2 separate regions of the Homo sapiens genome follow, and region 1 is linked to region 2. The links are chromatin loops, found by intact Hi-C in ENCODE. Cell type or tissue: IMR-90. All regions are shown on one strand. Each heading gives the region's core, and the rest is flanking DNA. Links, peaks and the distances in the headings are about the cores only.

What was found. Peaks named below come from ENCODE experiments on the same cell type or tissue, not always from the same donor. Only the 100,000 strongest peaks of a DNase experiment are listed, where the experiment ranks them.
Region 1: a loop joins it to region 2, with 3 times the contacts of the local background. A loop is called at or near these places in 10 of 110 quality-filtered maps.

What each region holds. Positions count from the first base shown.
Region 1 is chr21:33,822,777-33,831,345 of GRCh38, reverse strand. ITSN1 (intersectin 1) reads right to left here. Exons shown (of 40, transcript NM_003024.3): 25 at 7,693-7,859; 26 at 4,483-4,528; 27 at 1,601-1,722. Among named protein-coding and RNA genes, the nearest start is that of ATP5PO, 89 kb to the left of the region's middle. In IMR-90, for the core only: no CTCF peak of the experiment used is centred there; a DNase peak (open chromatin) is centred at 5,235; H3K27ac peaks cover 510 bases.
Region 2 is chr21:33,890,678-33,899,246 of GRCh38, reverse strand. ITSN1 (intersectin 1) reads right to left here. Exons shown (of 40, transcript NM_003024.3): 40 at 1-8,569. Among named protein-coding and RNA genes, the nearest start is that of ATP5PO, 21 kb to the left of the region's middle. RefSeq lists enhancers at 3,192-3,777, 3,778-4,364. In IMR-90, for the core only: a CTCF peak has its summit at 4,301; a DNase peak (open chromatin) is centred at 4,286; H3K4me3 peaks cover 368 bases; H3K27ac peaks cover 273 bases.

The DNA of each region.
Region 1 (8,569 bases), core at 252-8,251, 68 kb after region 2:
CTTACTGAGGCCCCCCTGTGTTACGCAGAGGCCCACGTTCAACAAACGCCAGAGAGACGGACGGCTGCTGGAAAATTCAGTCCTTCCATAGGCCCCATGTGGGCAAGCCAGGGAGCAAGCCCTGTCCTTCACTAAGCTATGAAGCAGGTGGCCAGGTGCCCGCCTGGCAGTCTGAGGCTGATCTTCACTTTGGATGGGGGAGGATGCGGGGAGGGAGACACACTTTCTGTATGAAAAGTCAGCTGGCTTACCTCTCAAGTAACTGCTATAGTAGTAACTTTTTAAAGGCAACTTTTTATTTAGAAATGATTTCAAACTCAGGAAAATTGGCAAGAATAAGAAAAGCACACAGAACACCCATAGGCCCTTTACCCGAATTCACCTACTGTCAACACTTGGCAGCAGCTGCTCCCTCATTTGTGCGCGTTCTCCCTCCCTCCCCCCCCACCCTCTTCTCTGCAAGTTCTTTTTTTGATTCATCTGATTGCAAGTTGCTTACATCTTAACTCTACCCCTAAATACTTCAACACGTATCTCCTAAAAATAAGAATATTCTCTTATATAACCACAGTACAGTTATTGCTTTCTGTAAATTTTACACTGGTACAGTAATTTTGTCTAATGTAGTGTCCATAACCCAATTTTGTCCATTATCCCAAAAATGTCCTTGACAGCGTGGTTTTCTTTCACACAGGGTCTAGATACTGCACTGAGTCTAGATACTGCAGCCAGTCCTCACGCCTCTTTAGCCCCCTTTCGACAGGTTTTGTCTTTTATGATCCTGACGGTTTTGAAGACCAGTCACTCCCTCCCTCCTCCCTCCCGGCACAGCTGTACACACACCATGTCCTCTGGTCTCCCCACTGCTCATCATTCTGATCACCTCATTCAGGTCTTGTCCTAGTTCCCCACTCTATAATTATTGTGTTTTCCCCTGCAGATCATGAGTGATCTGTGGGGGTCACTTCAAGACCATGCACATTTTCTGCTCCTACTGAAAATTTTCTTGCAGATTGGGCATCCACCAATGATTCTAAGAAGTTTTACCATGAGAACTGCGTAACAGTAATCTTTTTAAAGCATCTTTGTCTCTGGAAATGAGACTTATAGGAAGTATCTGGAATGGTAAAATGTGTAAACAAGATGATATGATTAACAATACACACACACACACGTGCGCGCACACACACGGGAACTAAAAATACTGTGATGTATGGATGTGGCTTTGAATGCAAAGAAATCTGCTCTTGTGCCACACCTTCTAATACCACTGATGAAAAGCTCCACTCTCTAATGCCAAGGCACATAAGGATATGCAGGCATCCCTCGTCATATGAGTTCTCACTATGCCGACTCTATCTGAATTCAGGAATGGGAAAGATATGTTTTCGTATGCGCTCCTAGCTCTCAGAAATCTGTTACCGGCTGTCTGAAACTTAGGAACCAAACAAACACAGAAAATTTGGCATCTCTCACTATCCAAATACAGAATTTAGGTGGTGAGGGGTGGTTTGTACTTTACAATAAAATAGCGTCCCTTTGAGATTTTGTGTATTGAAACTTGGATGGAGAATTGTAAATAAACAAAAAAGACACTGACTTGCAGCTCTCCTTCCCACCATCCACCTGGGTTCTTTTTTCGGATCAAAATCAGCTGACCAGGGGCGAGAGTGAGCTGCTCGGGGCCGGTGGCGGTGTATGAGGCAATAACCTGGGCAATTTCTGAAAAACAAGATCAAACACGGCAGTGCACTGTTAAGAGTCAGCAGGAGAAAAGGCCAAGAAGATGCAGGCGCCTCCCAGGTTCACAGATGAACACATCAAAACCAATGTATTGAGCTGGATTTCTACCCAACGAGTAAGGCTCCCTGAATCGCCCGTTCCCAGAGCTACCAGGCAGACACGGCATTCAAGGGCCTGGCTGATCCTTGAGCCCTCAGTGGGCTGCAGACTCCCTTGTCATCCCGTGAAACTTACTTACCAACTTCCCTCCACGAAGTCCGCTCCTTGCCCACTCCTGGCACCTTCTGTCACACCCCTCCCATAATTACCCAGAATGCCCTGAGGCCAAGGGTGGGGCCTCATTCACCACCCACCCCAGCACAGTAGCACCCAATGGCTAAAGTGCTACTTTGAAGTGACTAAAGGACTCAATAGCTTTTCTAGCTGCCAAGTACAGTAGAAAGAGAAGCCCATTTTCCTCAGAAACCACTGGGAGCCCGGCAGGGGCTTATTTCTATGTTGTTGCTGCAGATTCTCACTCCCAACGACACAGCCTTCTTCTTTATGGCTCACATTTTGAGAGTGATCCCTGAATATCAGGTGCAAATCATGGCAGGGCAAATTTCTTTCTTTTTATTTCACGTTACAGGAGGGACCTGGAGTTAAGAAGGGAACTTTATGCAAAAACAATTCAGCACAGGGAAAAAAATGTGAACAGTTCTGTACTTTTCCTGAATGTGAAAAGTCCCATGGGAAAAACTCCAGCGGTACCACAGACCAGGCTCTGAAACACACCATTTCCACGGGCCCAGGAGACTGAGTATGAAGAGACAGAACCCTTCTCTGCCTGAGTTCTGGCTCATCTGCAACTACTGCTTTCTGAACTTCTAGAAGCAATAGAGAACAAACTGTTCTGCTCCTCTACCCTTGCTCTCCAAGTGTGGTTTGTGAACGAAAGGAGAAAAGAAGGAAAGAAGGACAGAAAAAAAAGAAGAAAGAGGGAATGAAGTAAAGAAGAATGGAAAGGAAGAACGCAAAAAGGTCTCATGTTCTGACGAGATTTCCTACTTTTCTACTCACTCCAGGGAACAAGTAAGACTCTGGCCCTTAAGCAAGCCGCTCTCATTCTGTTCTGCATGCTATCAGGGGTCGGCCACCAGGATAGAAGCACCTGGCGGTCATGGTGCAGGCCTGGCCCTGCCTGATGCTTTGCAGAGCTTGGGGCAAGCAAGAAAGGCCACAGCATGGTCTACTGGCCCAGCCTAGGCTCTGACTGGGAGCTCCAGCTGGGATGTCTACGCTGGGATGAGGACTCTCCTGCAACACACCAAAGACCAGCTCTTGGTTCCAAGAGTTTATGGTTTGGAGAAAGACCAAACTAGTGTCCTATTTGGCACTGGATGTTCTTGCTCCTCAAGGGACCTGGCATACGCAGCCAGCAATCTGCCCCAACATTCTCTGCAGTCTTTTGTGTCCTTTCTTGCTAGTTTCAGTGCAAAGCAAAGCCCACCTGGGCTTCATCTATGAAATATCTGGACCCTCTGGAATGACAAGTGTACAAAACTTAGAAAACTTACACTTAAAACGGAGATTTGGTGGGGTGGTCCAATGTATCTCCATCCACTGTATTTATCTGACTAAATACTCCATCCAGTATTTATCTGACTAAAATAAAATCCTAGACTACGTGAAATTTCCCTTCTTTTCCCTAGCCATGTAAGCCCAGTTGGAGCTGGGCACCAGACAGACAAGCAAATCCGTCTCTTGGCAATTCAGTGACTGTTTCAACCTATAATTTTCTAAGAATATGATAGCCAAAAAGTTCAAATGACCTAGACCAGGAAGACGTGCCACAGAAACCGTATTATTTCACATCCGCTTCTTTCTTTTCTTTTTCGTGCTATTTATAGCACATGTGATTTTACTGAAATAAACTAAAACACTTTGGATTCAGAGGCATGACTACAATTTTGTACCTTCAATGTGTACCGAGGAAAACCATCCTATGGCTTCTACATTAATGGGACCTACACTCTAATCTTCTCCATTGTTTGTGTCCTGGGAATGCATTGTTATGAAATGAAAAAGGGCTAACCAAGCCTAAGAGGAAGACGGAGAAGCAGCTGAGCCCATAATCCTACAGCTCCATGTATTATAACTTCCCAGCATCTTGCCTGAATTATTTATCTATATATTTATTTTATTTTATTTTATTTTATTTTTTGAGATAGAGTCTTGTTCTATCGCCCAGGCTGGAGTGAAGTGGAGCAACCTCGGCTCACTGCCACCTTGGCCTCCCGGGTTCAAGTGATTCCCCTGCCTCAGCCTCTCGAGTAGCTGGGATTACAGGTGTATGCCACTATGCCTGGCTAATTTTTCTATTTTTTGGTACAGACCGGGATTCCCCTGTTGGCCAGGCTGGTCTTAAACTCCTGACCTCAAATGATCCACCTGCCTCGGTCTCCAAAACTGCTGGGATTACAGGCATGAGCCACCGTGCCTGGCCTCACCTGAATTATTTCTCGACAACCCAAGAGAACATTCTGTTAGGTAACGTCTCCACTCTTCATGTGTGAAGCAACAGACAAATCTCATAACCAAGTAAAATTATTAATGGATTCCAAGGAAAGGACTTACTCTCACCACTCTTAGGAAAGATTCTTTTTATTTTAGGCTTCTGGCCCTAATACACAAAGATGGGGAGCAACTATCAATTACATTCAAAACATTGAAAAGTAAGCATCAGGGTTTGTAACTTACCAGGTTTTTTTCCTAAACTCCCTGTTTTCCCAGCAGTTCCAGAGCCCTTAAAACAGAGCAAAAGGTCTCATTTGCATGCTGAAGTTTTGATCATGCAACTTTAAAAACGATTAATGATGATACAAACCCGCTTGAGCCCCAAAGCCCCACTTTTCATTCTGGGAAAACATAGCACTGTATCACCTGACACAAGGATATAGATCAGGAAAACATGGAAAAAAATAATTAAAACATGTGGCTTTTACTCATTTCTATAAGAGAAAAAAACAGCAGAGTATGGCGCCTGTAAGAGCCCAGAGGGCTCCAAGCACAGGCACTTCTCGGACCTGGTCAAATCTAAGAGGAGGTTCCAGGCTAGGAAGACTGTTAGTTTACATCCTAAACACTAAGCTCGGACTTATTTTCACATGGCTAATTATGAAATATTTCACACATAAAAAGTACAGGGAATATAACTCACGAGCCTACTACCCGGTTTTAACACATTAAAATATTAATATTTTGCACATTTGCTTCAGGAGCTTTCTTTTTTAAAAAACTAACAGGGACAACTGGAACCTCTCTTCCCCCATCCTATTCACCCCTCTCTATCCAAAGAGGCAGTGGCTGTCCTGTGTGGCCTTTCCACCCAATTTCACAGAGTTTATACATTGAAATTTCTCTATCAATGCATAGAGGCAGAGCATATTTCTTCCCAACTATCAAGTGTTTAAAAAGTGCTCTGGGGTTGAATTCCTCTCTGGGATACTCATGGAATTTTAAACCAGCCAAGTAAGCCAACAACAGAGACCACGAGAGGCAGGACAGGAGCCAGAACGGAATCTGTTGTTACAAAGTACTTTATTCTAAATTAATTTATGCTTGAGTCTATCTTGCAGTAAATTAAGCATTCCAATTAAAACAAAACAAAAGGCTTAATAAACAAAACATGAGTTACTGAAAGAATAAAAATATGCCATTTATCTACCAGGAACACAACTTACAGTCTCTTTATTTTGCTTATTGAAATTTAAGAAACATTTACCAGGAAAAGTTCGGGTTAAATTTTTACTCTGATTCTGCTTTATTAACGAACAAAGTTATACAAAAGCAATCTCTCACTATTTTTCAATAGGCTGCATATCAAAAAAAGGAATACCAATGAAACAAGACTCCAGTGACCAGTTAACTTTCCTAGTACAGGCTTAGAATCTACTCCCTATACTCCATAAAAAGAACAAGGCAATTGGCAGTACCCTAGAGTTCAAGTAGTTTCAATGTGCTCCCTTTGAAAAACCACAGCCAGCCCCATAAGCTGAGATGGATTCAGAAGGCCATGTTCTGTCCTCCCTGCACCTATAAAGTCCCCCAGACTGTGCCCCAGACCTGCCCATACAGAGAAGGGAAGCAGGATGGGACGACTCTCCCCATGCCCAGACGTCAGTTCTGGTATCTGAAGCTGGGTCTGGTGTTAGGTTGGGTCGGATATTTTGCTTTTACACTGAATTCTGTATTCAAGTAGGACGAAAGAGCTGAGTTTTCAGGTTTTTTTTTCATTATTATTGAATAGTATAGCTAGATGTATATCTAAAAATTTCTAGTACTGCTAGTTCTTCTGTGGCTAATAATTTAAGACTGTGGTTAAGAAAGTACCTTACAACTCCACTTACCTTAAAAAAAAAAGTCACTGTGTGTTTTCCTAAAATTTATTTCGGATGGTTTTATTAAAGTAGAAAACTGTAACTTATTAAAATACATTACAAGTAATGGCTTTCGTATTTTAACTGATCCAAAAGGTAAAGTCACTTTAAGAGTTTTCATGCACGGTAGTAGAAATTGAGTTTGGCTTTTAGTGTTTTACCCAATTCCCCTGAAATATCATCTGTATGACTCTCATTGGACTCGACTTGCTGGCCTGGAGAAGAATTGAATTCTCTGTTTCCAGGTCTGAAAAGTCCAATATGCCAGCTGTCTCGCAGGGCAAAATTACTTTCTTCCGGGCTTCTGCCAGATTCTCCAAGGGTGGGCAGACTTATGTAAATCCATCCATGGGAATTCCACTTAGCTGCTCTCAAGACCGCAGCAAGAAAAACCAAAAAGCAAAACAATGCCACCCCTTAAAAAAACAAAACCCAAGCAAATAAAATCATTTCTGGGAGCTGCAGGAGAGGTGAGCAGGCCAAGGGCAGGACTCCTAGAGCAGGGCACCAGGCCCAGCCTCGCTCCCAGAGCAGCTCCGAGTACACGGAGCCGCACATGTAAGAGCCCAGTATACACTCTACTACTGGCATTTGAAAGAGAGAGAGAACTTTGTCCACTTGCTCACTCCTGAGAAAGCGGCCCCTACAGGCTCCCTGCCAGCCTTTTCTCTCTCAGTACCTAGGAGGTATGAGGAGAAAAAGAAAATAACTGTGAATTGACTGTCAACACTTAAAAAAAAAAGGAGTTAATTCTTGTTGGTTTTTTTAAATGTGCATTGGATCTGTTAAATGACTCCATTTATACCCTGAAACTCTCCACTAACGTGCAAGTGGCTCCTACAAGACTGACTCCCATGCTCTGTGGTAGGTCCACCCCACCATTCCATTCAACTTGCACTATCTTAAGACCACAGTTTATGTGATCAAATTTTTAGGGCTCTATTTAACAACAGTGAGAGCACTTCCAATTCATACGGATAACAGCACTTAAATTCAGTCCTGATCAACGGAGATTCTAAGGCCTAGCCAAAAGTGTACCCATCCCTTAGATCTTGTGTCTTTCTACTGTGTGGGCAAAACCAGAAATTCTAAAAACTTTCTAATAATATCCAATATTCTGGGGCGATTATCACCAGAATACTTCTGTTTATACAGGCAAAATATTGCTACCATTCTTGGGCATTTAAAAATCAATGACCATAATGATCTAATCAAGAAAGTTTACTCCAAAGCGTAAGTCAGTTACAGGCAGGAAGAGAGCTTAATACTGAACATTATCCTCCCAGCTGATGCGGACCAGCCCCATCACACTCAGCCTCCACTTAGCCCTGATGGCATTCTGCTTGGGGGAAGCCAGTGCTTACTGCGCAGTGCCAAATGACAAGATCAAACAATGACAGGTCACACTGGATTTACTGTCACATTCCAGAACTTAGCAAAACCCAACAAAGTTCCGCTGTCAAACATCGTGACTCCCCACAAAGAGAATCACCGCACAGAAAGGGAGAGGAAACAGTTAATGTGGGTTTACCTCTGAATCTTTAAGCCTCACATAGTTAGAAGGGAAGACTCCGGCCTTGTCGCCCACTGTTCCTGTCCACCAGTCACCATCTTTCTTGGTAACCAAAATCACATCCCCTTGCTGAAAGGTTAAATCTCCTTGCTCAGAACTCTCGTAAGTGTACATGGCAATAAATTCTGGTGGGGAGAAATATTGAGATACGGAGAGAGCTTGATTGTTTAAAGAAATCCCAGACAGCTTTGCAAAAGCAAGTTTACGAATAAGGAAGTTAGGACAAGATCCATTCAAGAGAAAGGCTAGTCACAGATAAAATACAGAGCTGCAGAATGCCCTGGGCTCCACATTCCCCCAGTGCACATAAAAGTTCAGTAGCTGCAGACAGGGAGACAATTCCTGGGAAGACCCAGACACAGGAATAAAAAACCCAACTGCATGTTTACCGACACTTGAGTATTTAAGAGTGATCTACCATTTAGCATCATGATTTCTTTTTGAATGAAAATGGTTTTTACATTTATTTTTAACTAAGAGTTACACAATACCTACTCTGTGCTGAGCACTGGGTCAGATGCATTCATATGCAGGCTCTTGGTAAGCATATTAAATATGTGTATTTCAGTTTTGAGGGTACTACGTCACAGGTTTTTAAAAAATTGTTAGATAGCATATATCCTTCGCATAAATTAAATAAGACATACTTTTCCTTATTGAAGTGCCTGAAAACTTATGTCCTATTGTGCCATATACACAATATGATAGGAAGCTGTTAGAACACAAAATGAGTTACACATATTGTTTAGTTAAAAATGGGCATCTAGTTGTCATTCAAGAGCACAAACAGGTAGAGAGGACTGATGATAAAAGGAATGTCTAACCCAATCCCAGA
Region 2 (8,569 bases), core at 36-8,035:
TATCTGGGAGGGTTCGCTAGCACTCCTGGGAAGGGAGGGCCCCATGTTCTAGCTTTTCTTGTCCCCAGACTTTTTTGAAACAACCAAGGCCCAAGGGACAGTTGACTGGCTGACTTGTTTCCACTCACAGCCCTCTTGCCACCCCAGCCAGAGGGCATCGTTCTAAGGAAGGAGAGTCAGGGCCTGTTTGGGGTTGGTAGACCAGAGCTCATCTCCTCTGCTGGCAGGCCTTAGGTGGCCTTCCAAGGCTGCGCCTGAACAAAGAAATCTCTGAACAGCTCCATCTTTGGGAATAAAGCCAGTTATGGACCACATGGACAGTGCCTCTAAGTGATTTGCAGATTATTCATGCACCTAAATAGATTCCAGGAAGCTTCCAGAAATCACAGCTTCCCATACTCCTGAAGTCAGCAGCTTTACTGGTTCGGGCCTCTCAAAAAAGGGGCTCCAGTTGCTGGTTGACAGCATTAAGATGCACGCAGCCTGTTCAAAGAAATGTTGAAAACCTAACACATTCTTCAGATGTCTTTTCAGACCACAGGCCCTCAACCTTCCACCAGCGGTGTCACCCCCAAACACAATGCATTCAGATCACCAGAAACCAGCTCTTTTTGTTACTGCAGTATTTCCAGGCTGCCAGGGGAGGCTGGACTCCTGGGGTTGCCCCCTCCTGAAATCATTTCTGAATGCCTTTCTCAGGGGTTTAGACATTGAGTTTCACAGAATCCTCCTTAGGTGGCCTAAGGGGCACTTCTGGTGGCCAAGTACAGAAAGTCTGTGCCCCAGAAGCAGCCTGGACTTCTGATCCTTTTCTGGGAATGCAGACGGGAGGAAGGCATCTTCCCCCTGGGGTCTCCATGGAAACATGGGCATCCAGAAGCCTGCCCCAAAACGGCTTAACTCAGAAACCCTAAACCATCCATCCACCCACCTGGCTATGCAACAGTTGAAGACAGTGAGGATGCATCAGGAAATTTCATGGAAAACGCAAACGCTAATTAGGGATAAACTGAATCAATCCAGATACAGAAGTAGAAAGGGCGACCTGGAAGTCAGAGAGTGGCCTCTCTAGTGGGATAGCTGCGTCAGCCCCAGATCCCTAACAAATCCACTAGAACCCAAGGAAGCCTGCGTGGCACATGGATCTGATGAAAAACAGGCTCCCTATCCTCTCATCCTTCCTGACACAAGTACCCTCTCAGATATGTGATCTGCAAAAATCCATTTTTAATGCAACACCAAGGTCCCATGCGAGGTCATAGCTACAGGATACTTTTCATTTGATCACGCCACCATCCATTACACTGAAATTTATCATATTTCCTGCAGGAAAAAAAATGACTCATTTGATTTCTAACATATACAACTTGGAATTTTTTTTTAATATAAGAAATTTAGTTGAGTTGAACCCAAGTAATCTCATTAAGCATTTTCTACTCTTGGAATAGGTTTTAAATTTTTTTCTATAGTTTTATGCACTTAAATTAGATTCCTAAAATACTCTCATATACATACAGAAAAATAATCTCTCAATGACAAATCACATTTTACAATAACAAGTTAAATATTTTTGACTACAGAATCTGTGTTAGTTTATGCAACATTTAACAGCATGGCCTCTTACATACCATATATACATTTAGTCATGGCCATTCCATAAACATACAGCAGAGATTTCATGAGGAACATGAAATGAATACAACCTTTTCCCTTTATATAGTGGGAGTTCGCCTTTTTCTTAGCTGGAAACAGCACAGAATGTAGAAAACCGGAAACTGAGCTGATTATCATCCACAGGACATTTTTGTTGCAGTTTCTCATCTGTACACATGTATTTACACATAAGTTCACCACCTATACGTGTGAGGGTACAAAGCTGATGGAGCTAAGGCAATACAACACGGGGTGGGCAGGGGCCAACTCCCCTATCTATGCAGGGCCACCAAGGGATAAGAAGGGTCATGGAGGGCACAGACTCCGGCTTGCGGGGCTACAGCAGATGAGATCTGAGGTTGATTTCACAGTTCAAAGATACTTGGGCTATTGGCCATGTAGGCTTTAAATGCATGTCTAAAATTAAGTAGCATTAACATAGATCTTGCTAAAATATCTACTTTCTGTCACAGTGAATGTTTAGCAGATGACATTTTAAGGATATTGATTTATAGAATGTACCTCAAATGTTCATTCATTAAAACTAATGCTGACACGCTATTAATGAAATGCCCCTGGAGAACACTTGCAGAACTTCCCGTAGTCCGGAAGATTGCATGACGCATGAAAACAAAGCCATAATTTGTTATGTCATTCAAGGTGACTCAATCAAATCCAGGTGAGATGAGTTTGCAATTTCTGTCAACATTTTTACTTAGCAAATATAATCCCAGACAGAATCAGGAAACATAGTGAGGATTATTGCTCAATGTATATGGAGATGGGGACCTACTTGCAAAAAGCAAATGGAACTGCAAACATTTTGGAGCGTCCAGCCCAGGAAAAGTAAAAGCTCGTGAAAGAAAGCAACAACAGGAAGCCCAGCTTCATGGTCAGCTGCCTCCCGGGGCCATGGTCTTCTAGAACTTGAGGCTACTTACACAGAGGGATCTTTTCTCTCCTACCATCCCCATACATGGGATCCTAAGGGGAGAGTCTAGCTGGGAGGTCGCAGCCTCTCCGAAGCAGGTTCCTCCCAGACACCCGCAGACCAGATCGTGTGGCCCAGCTGGGCAGGGAGGCACTGGCTCCGCAGACTCCCCTTCTCTCCAGGGGGTGAAGGCTGGAGGAGCAAGTGTCCAGCCACTGGGGAAGGGACACTGAGCACTTCTATGACCCTGCTTCTCTTTGAAGGCAGAAGGTTGGAAAAGGCTTGCTGTCCTCCCAGGAAAGGGGAGAAAAGCTCCCAGTGGATGCCCAAGGCCCAGAGGAAGGGTTTTATTTCCAAGCAGTGAGCTCAATGGTAAAGGCTCACAGCTGCTTGACGCCCTGTGGCCCATCCTGAACTGGGAGCCCAGAGCTCCTGCCACCACCGGCAACCCCCTCTCCAGCCTTGGGGTACAGCTGTGAACTAGGGGCTCGGTTCCACACCCACTAGCTAGTCCAGGCCATTTGTGCTTTTAGGAAATAAATGCAGACGTTTAGAAAAGTGTATCCGCGCAGCTTGCCACAGCCTGCCGGGAGACCTTTCAAAGTAAGAAGACCTAAGACAGAGCCCATCAGCTTCGGGAACCAGCAGAGAACAGTGTGGTCAGGGCCGGCCTCCTGGGTGTGCTGCCTGGCAGCCACAAGGGGCTATGCACTCAGAAGGGACCTGAGCTTGGCTTAATGCTCTCCTCTCACTGTCTAGAAATGCTTCATCACCTGAACAAGGGGCCTCGCATTTTCATTTTGCACTCTGTCCGCAAACCACGCGACTAGTCCTGACCAGGATGACAGGACTGTGGAGCAACGTATTTCCTGTTTCCCTCTCCAAGGCACAGAGCCATGCATCCCCCTAGGTGTGGGTAGGTACACACGCATGCGCACACATGCACGCACACGCACGCGCACACACATACACATATGCACGCACACACAAACATGCACATGCATACACGCACATACACACGCACACACACGCACACACACAAATACGCACACACGCACAAACACATGCACTCACAAACATGCACACACGCACACATACACGCACACACATGCGTGCACACACACGTAGACACACACACATGCACACACAAACACGCGCACGCACACACATGCATGCACGCAAACCCATGCACACACACGCACACGTGCACGCACAAACACATACATGCACACGCACGCACAAACACGCATGCACACACCACGCACTGAGCTGCTGCGTCCCACCAACAAAAATTCCCTTCCACCTAAAATTCCAGAAGTCAAAGTCTACAAGTAGAGACTGTAATCCAATCCCAATAGAGCACACCGTAACTCCTAGAACGCTTGCTGGGGAGCAGGGCCTCCTCCAGGTCACCTGCCCTGCAGTCCACCCAGCCGACAGACACTAAAGCTGATGCAGAAAGGGTGGGAAGCCTGAGGACCTCCGTGCAGCCCCAGCCTCAGCGGCAGGGAAGAGCAAGGTCTCACTGGAGACCCCTGGCGCGCTAGGCTTGAACCCTAGGCTCGCCGCGAGCTTCCTTCCCACCCAGCCTTCGGTCTCTGCCAGGCCCACATTCCTAGCTCTGAGTCCGTTTTCCTGTCTTCCCCTACACCCCACATCACCAATAACTCCTTCTGCGATCTACACAAGAGCAATGCCTAGCAGCTGCGGTAGGTGGAGCCGGCACCTTGAAATCTGCCAGTGAAAACAGCGAGTTTCCTCCTCCTACAGGGAGACCCTCCACCCCCGCCGGTGACAGTGCACAGAATGGCAGCGGCTGCTGCTCACCCAACGCTGCAAAGCCACTACACCCTTTCTTTGGTTCCTGTCTGCCTGAGGCCCCCATTCTGTTTAGATACAGGAACGGCAGGAAATAAGAGATTTGAGTTAAAAAAGAGAAATGCAAAAGCGAAGAGAAGCAGAGTCGCACAGGAATGTTATTCTTTCAAAAGATAAAAGTATAAAACCAGAACTTCTGGAAGAAGAAAATACGCATTCTTACCACTGCCTAAAAAGAAACCTTAGTTTCTGGTTAATCCTCAGGAAATATCAGAGAAATGCTGATTTTTTTTTTTTCAAGGCTGACCAAAAAGTCCACTTCTGAACACAGCTTTATCTGGTGGGCTTTGAATACTAAAATATTCATACTAGGCAGATGATAGTAACAATATAGGCTGGTATAGAAAATCGAACAGAATCCTATTAAAACACAACTCACAAAACACCCCTGACATCCAATAAGGGGAAACTGACCCTGAAATTTGACAAGCACACATAGTGTCAGAAAAATTATGATGTGGGTGTAATATGGCTCCCCCAGGGCCAGGGTAAAGAGGGTTCCTTTGAATGGAGGAACTGATTGAGGCTGCATGGAACTAAAGAAGTTATTGGGAGGTGGATATGAACTCTTTTATAAGCGTTGGGTCTTATTTTAATGACTTAAAGTTAGTTTGCCATCAAAAGCAATGGCAAAAACCGCAATCACTTTTGCACCAACCTAATCCAATTAGGCTTGCTTGAATGCCACCAAGGCAGGCCCGTCCAGCTGCCGCCCAGCTTCTAGGAGGGTGGCCTGGACCAGGATGGGGACTCCCTAAATGAACAGTGCATTAACTACTAAGATGTTTCTGAGAGATCACAACCCAGAGATGGACTGTCTAGTGTGTCTTGGTGTCTGGGTTTTAATGCTCCCAAGACAGACAGCTGTTAGATGTCTTCTGTCTTTCATGTGGACTAAGTTTCCATGCCTATCAGGAATAGATTTTTTTTTTTCTGGCTCCTACAGATATAAGGTTATGTATCTTACTTGATCCTGATGAAATGCAGACATATCCTGGATCTGATACAGTGCAGGCTGAGGAAACAGGAATTCTAGAACTTTCCTTTCCTCTAGCTCAAATAAACTGTGTTCCAAGTACAAAGAAGCAGGATCCAGAGGAAGCTGTGGGGCGCCATTAAGTTGACCAGCCAATTACTTCCTCCGTGTCAGGTCTAACCAGAAGAGGTCTGCATTAGCTCTTTTTTTGTTTGTTTTGAGAAGGACTCTCGCTCTGTTACCCAGGCTGGAGTGCAGTGGCGTGATCTCGGCTCACTGCAACCTCCGCCTCCCAGGTTCGAGTGATTCTCCTGCCTCAGCCTCCTGAGTAGCTGGGATTACAGGTGCCTGCCACCACCCCTGGCTAATTTTTGTATTTTTAGTAGAGACAAGGTTTCGCCACGTTGGCCAGGCTGTTCTCGAACTCCTGACCTCAGGTGATCCACCTGCCTCAGCCCCTCAAAGTGTTGGGATTACAGGTGTGAGCCACCGCACCTGGCCGGTTTGCATTATTTCTCTGAAGAACCCCACACAAAGCAACATTAATTGATCGGAACCATTCAAAATAGAATAAAAATATCCAAGGGCTCGAGGGAAACATTCACTCTAGAAGGCGGGCCCTGGGCTACTGCACATGAAGTACAAGCCACTGCGACAAGGAGAGCAGGGACTGAGCCACGTCTTCATCAGAAACCGGGCTGGCAGGCACATGGCAGTGGCAGGGGATGCAAACGGGCCTAAGACTGCTTCTCCTGGAATGGGCTGACCTGTGGGTCCCCCAGGAGGAAGCTGCAGGGAATGCATCCCTTGGCCCCCAGGATAGCTCTCATCAGGCTCCTCTAAAGCCTGTAAGGTCACTGGGCAGAAGAGCTAGAGGGAGCTGCCCCGTGAATGGCAGCTGTGGTTTCTTTGCACCCTCAGTCTTTCTGCTGCTTTACGATATCACCTCATGAGTGCAGCCTGACGGACAAGGAAAGCCCACCTTCCTCTAGAAGGGGCCCAGGCAGGTAGGCAATTACACTGTAGCTGGGGAAAAAAAGAAAGAAAGAAAATGCCCCCCATTTGATCAAGCATTGAACGTCCCTAAAATGAACTGAGTGTCTACGTGCAGGAGGCTGCTAGATCAATGTCATGGGAATTCCTGAGCCCCCCTCACTAGTGCAGGTTAGGGCTGTTCTAGAGAAGTACCTGCCACTCATACTTAATACAAGCCTGTTTCTGTCCCTGAGATCCGCCCCAGAACCTAGGCTGGCCTAGCAATCCTCATCTGAGCTCAGCCTTCCCAGAAATGGATTCATCTTCTGGGTCATTTGAACAAATGAACTGAAAACATAGAGAAACACAAGCATTTGGTCTCACTGGTCCACTCCAGGGAAAAGGAGGAGAATGAACATTCTAATGATATACTAAGCAGCCCCTGGGCCATTCATGGAAGTAAGGGGAAGTCTCTAGCAGGAATTTCAGCACCCCACGGTGCAAAAAGAAGGAGGTGTTAGTTTTCCCTAATGCCTCTTATGGTGGCTCAGACTATACTGTCTGAGGGCTTCATCATGCTACCGGTTTCTGGGGCTACTGGTTATGCTTCTGCCTGGTGTGAGCTAAAGCTCTTTTATCTAAAAGCAAAACAAAGCAATCCAGGTGCCTTTGTTTTCATCTCACTTTCTGGCATAGGATGCTCTAAACTTGTAAACAAGCATATCTGGACCAAGCAGACCTGCTGCTAATTGCACACTCACCTCGAGCCCAAAATGACCCTGTTACATCCAAAGCACACCAGGTATTCATGTAAAAGTGCTAGTGTCTGCTATAAAGCACATCGCTAACCTTGAAAAGGAAGGGAGAACTTAGAAATCAAATCAAATCAAATCATACTTTGTTTCCAATGGAAATTCTTAAAGTTGTTACACGTACAAAACACATTTTCTTCTTATCAATCAAAAAGGCCCAATCAACTAGAAAAAAACGACTTGGAGTGGAGATAGAGAAGTCTTTTTCTGCTTATACAAGGTACTGGCCTACTCTAAAATATACTCCAAGAGCTTCACCTTTTCAATAAAGCCAGAAGTGCCTTGTCCATTTCTCCCTTCATCTTCAGCCCCATCAGATTCTAGAACATCCTGGTTCTGTGTGGTCAGTGGCTTTACACTTGTCCTAGCCAGTTCCTGGAGAGACAGCCGGCCTGCTTAGCCTTGGAAGGCAGACCTGCAAGTGTCCTTCCCTGCTGGCGCTAGCACCTAATCCCCCTGCCACCCCAGAATACTCCCCTGGAGGACACCTGGGCTTTGGTACCAGGTCACCGAGATAAGACTTAATGTGGGTGGTCAATTTACTCATAGTCTGATGGGATTTTTTCCCCAGTTAAATTCAGGGCTACTCTACCCAAAGAAATCAGTTAGTTTCATACACTTAGGTCATACTTTAGGTTGTTTAAAAAAAGCAAAGAAGAAAAAAATGCCTCCTCTTACATGAATGTTCTTTGGGAGCAGAGCTCTTTCCTCTGCTATCAGAGGACAGGGACATATTATCCAAACAAACAAGGAAGTCTGGCTCTAGTTTCTCAAGCATCCCTGGTGACCTGCACCTAGAAAGTCCCTCTTTCCAGATTAGTCCAGGCCTGGATCCGAATGAGCCACATCTTCAGGCTCTCATGGTCACAGCAAACCTGGTTCCAGGAGATGATGCTGTCCATCCACCTGCCAGGGTGATGCCAGCAGCCAGACAGGCCCTGCCCCAGAGGGACCAGGATGTGGACTCTGCCTTCTAGAGAACTGCTCTGTGAAGAAGGCTCAGCCCAAGAGGTCCCAGGATAGTTCAGTTCTCAGGGAAGACTGAGGGTTACAGCATAACCCTATGACCAGCACAGCCCCTTCTTGGGCTAAAGGAGATCAGAGTGTGCAGGAGAAGCTAGCAGTGTGGCTCAGAGCAGAGGAACGCTTGCAGGGGTGTCTAAAAGGCTGGGATCAGGATGCCGGGATGCAGTGGCCTAGAGAACTCCTATATTTAGAAAACAAAGAGCTAGGAGACAGACTCCTTGTTGGCAAGGAGCATTTAATTTCTATGAAATATAGCCCAGGTGGTCAAGAAGGTAGAGGTGAAGGAACAGAGAGGCCCAATGGTTTGAGACTCCATGC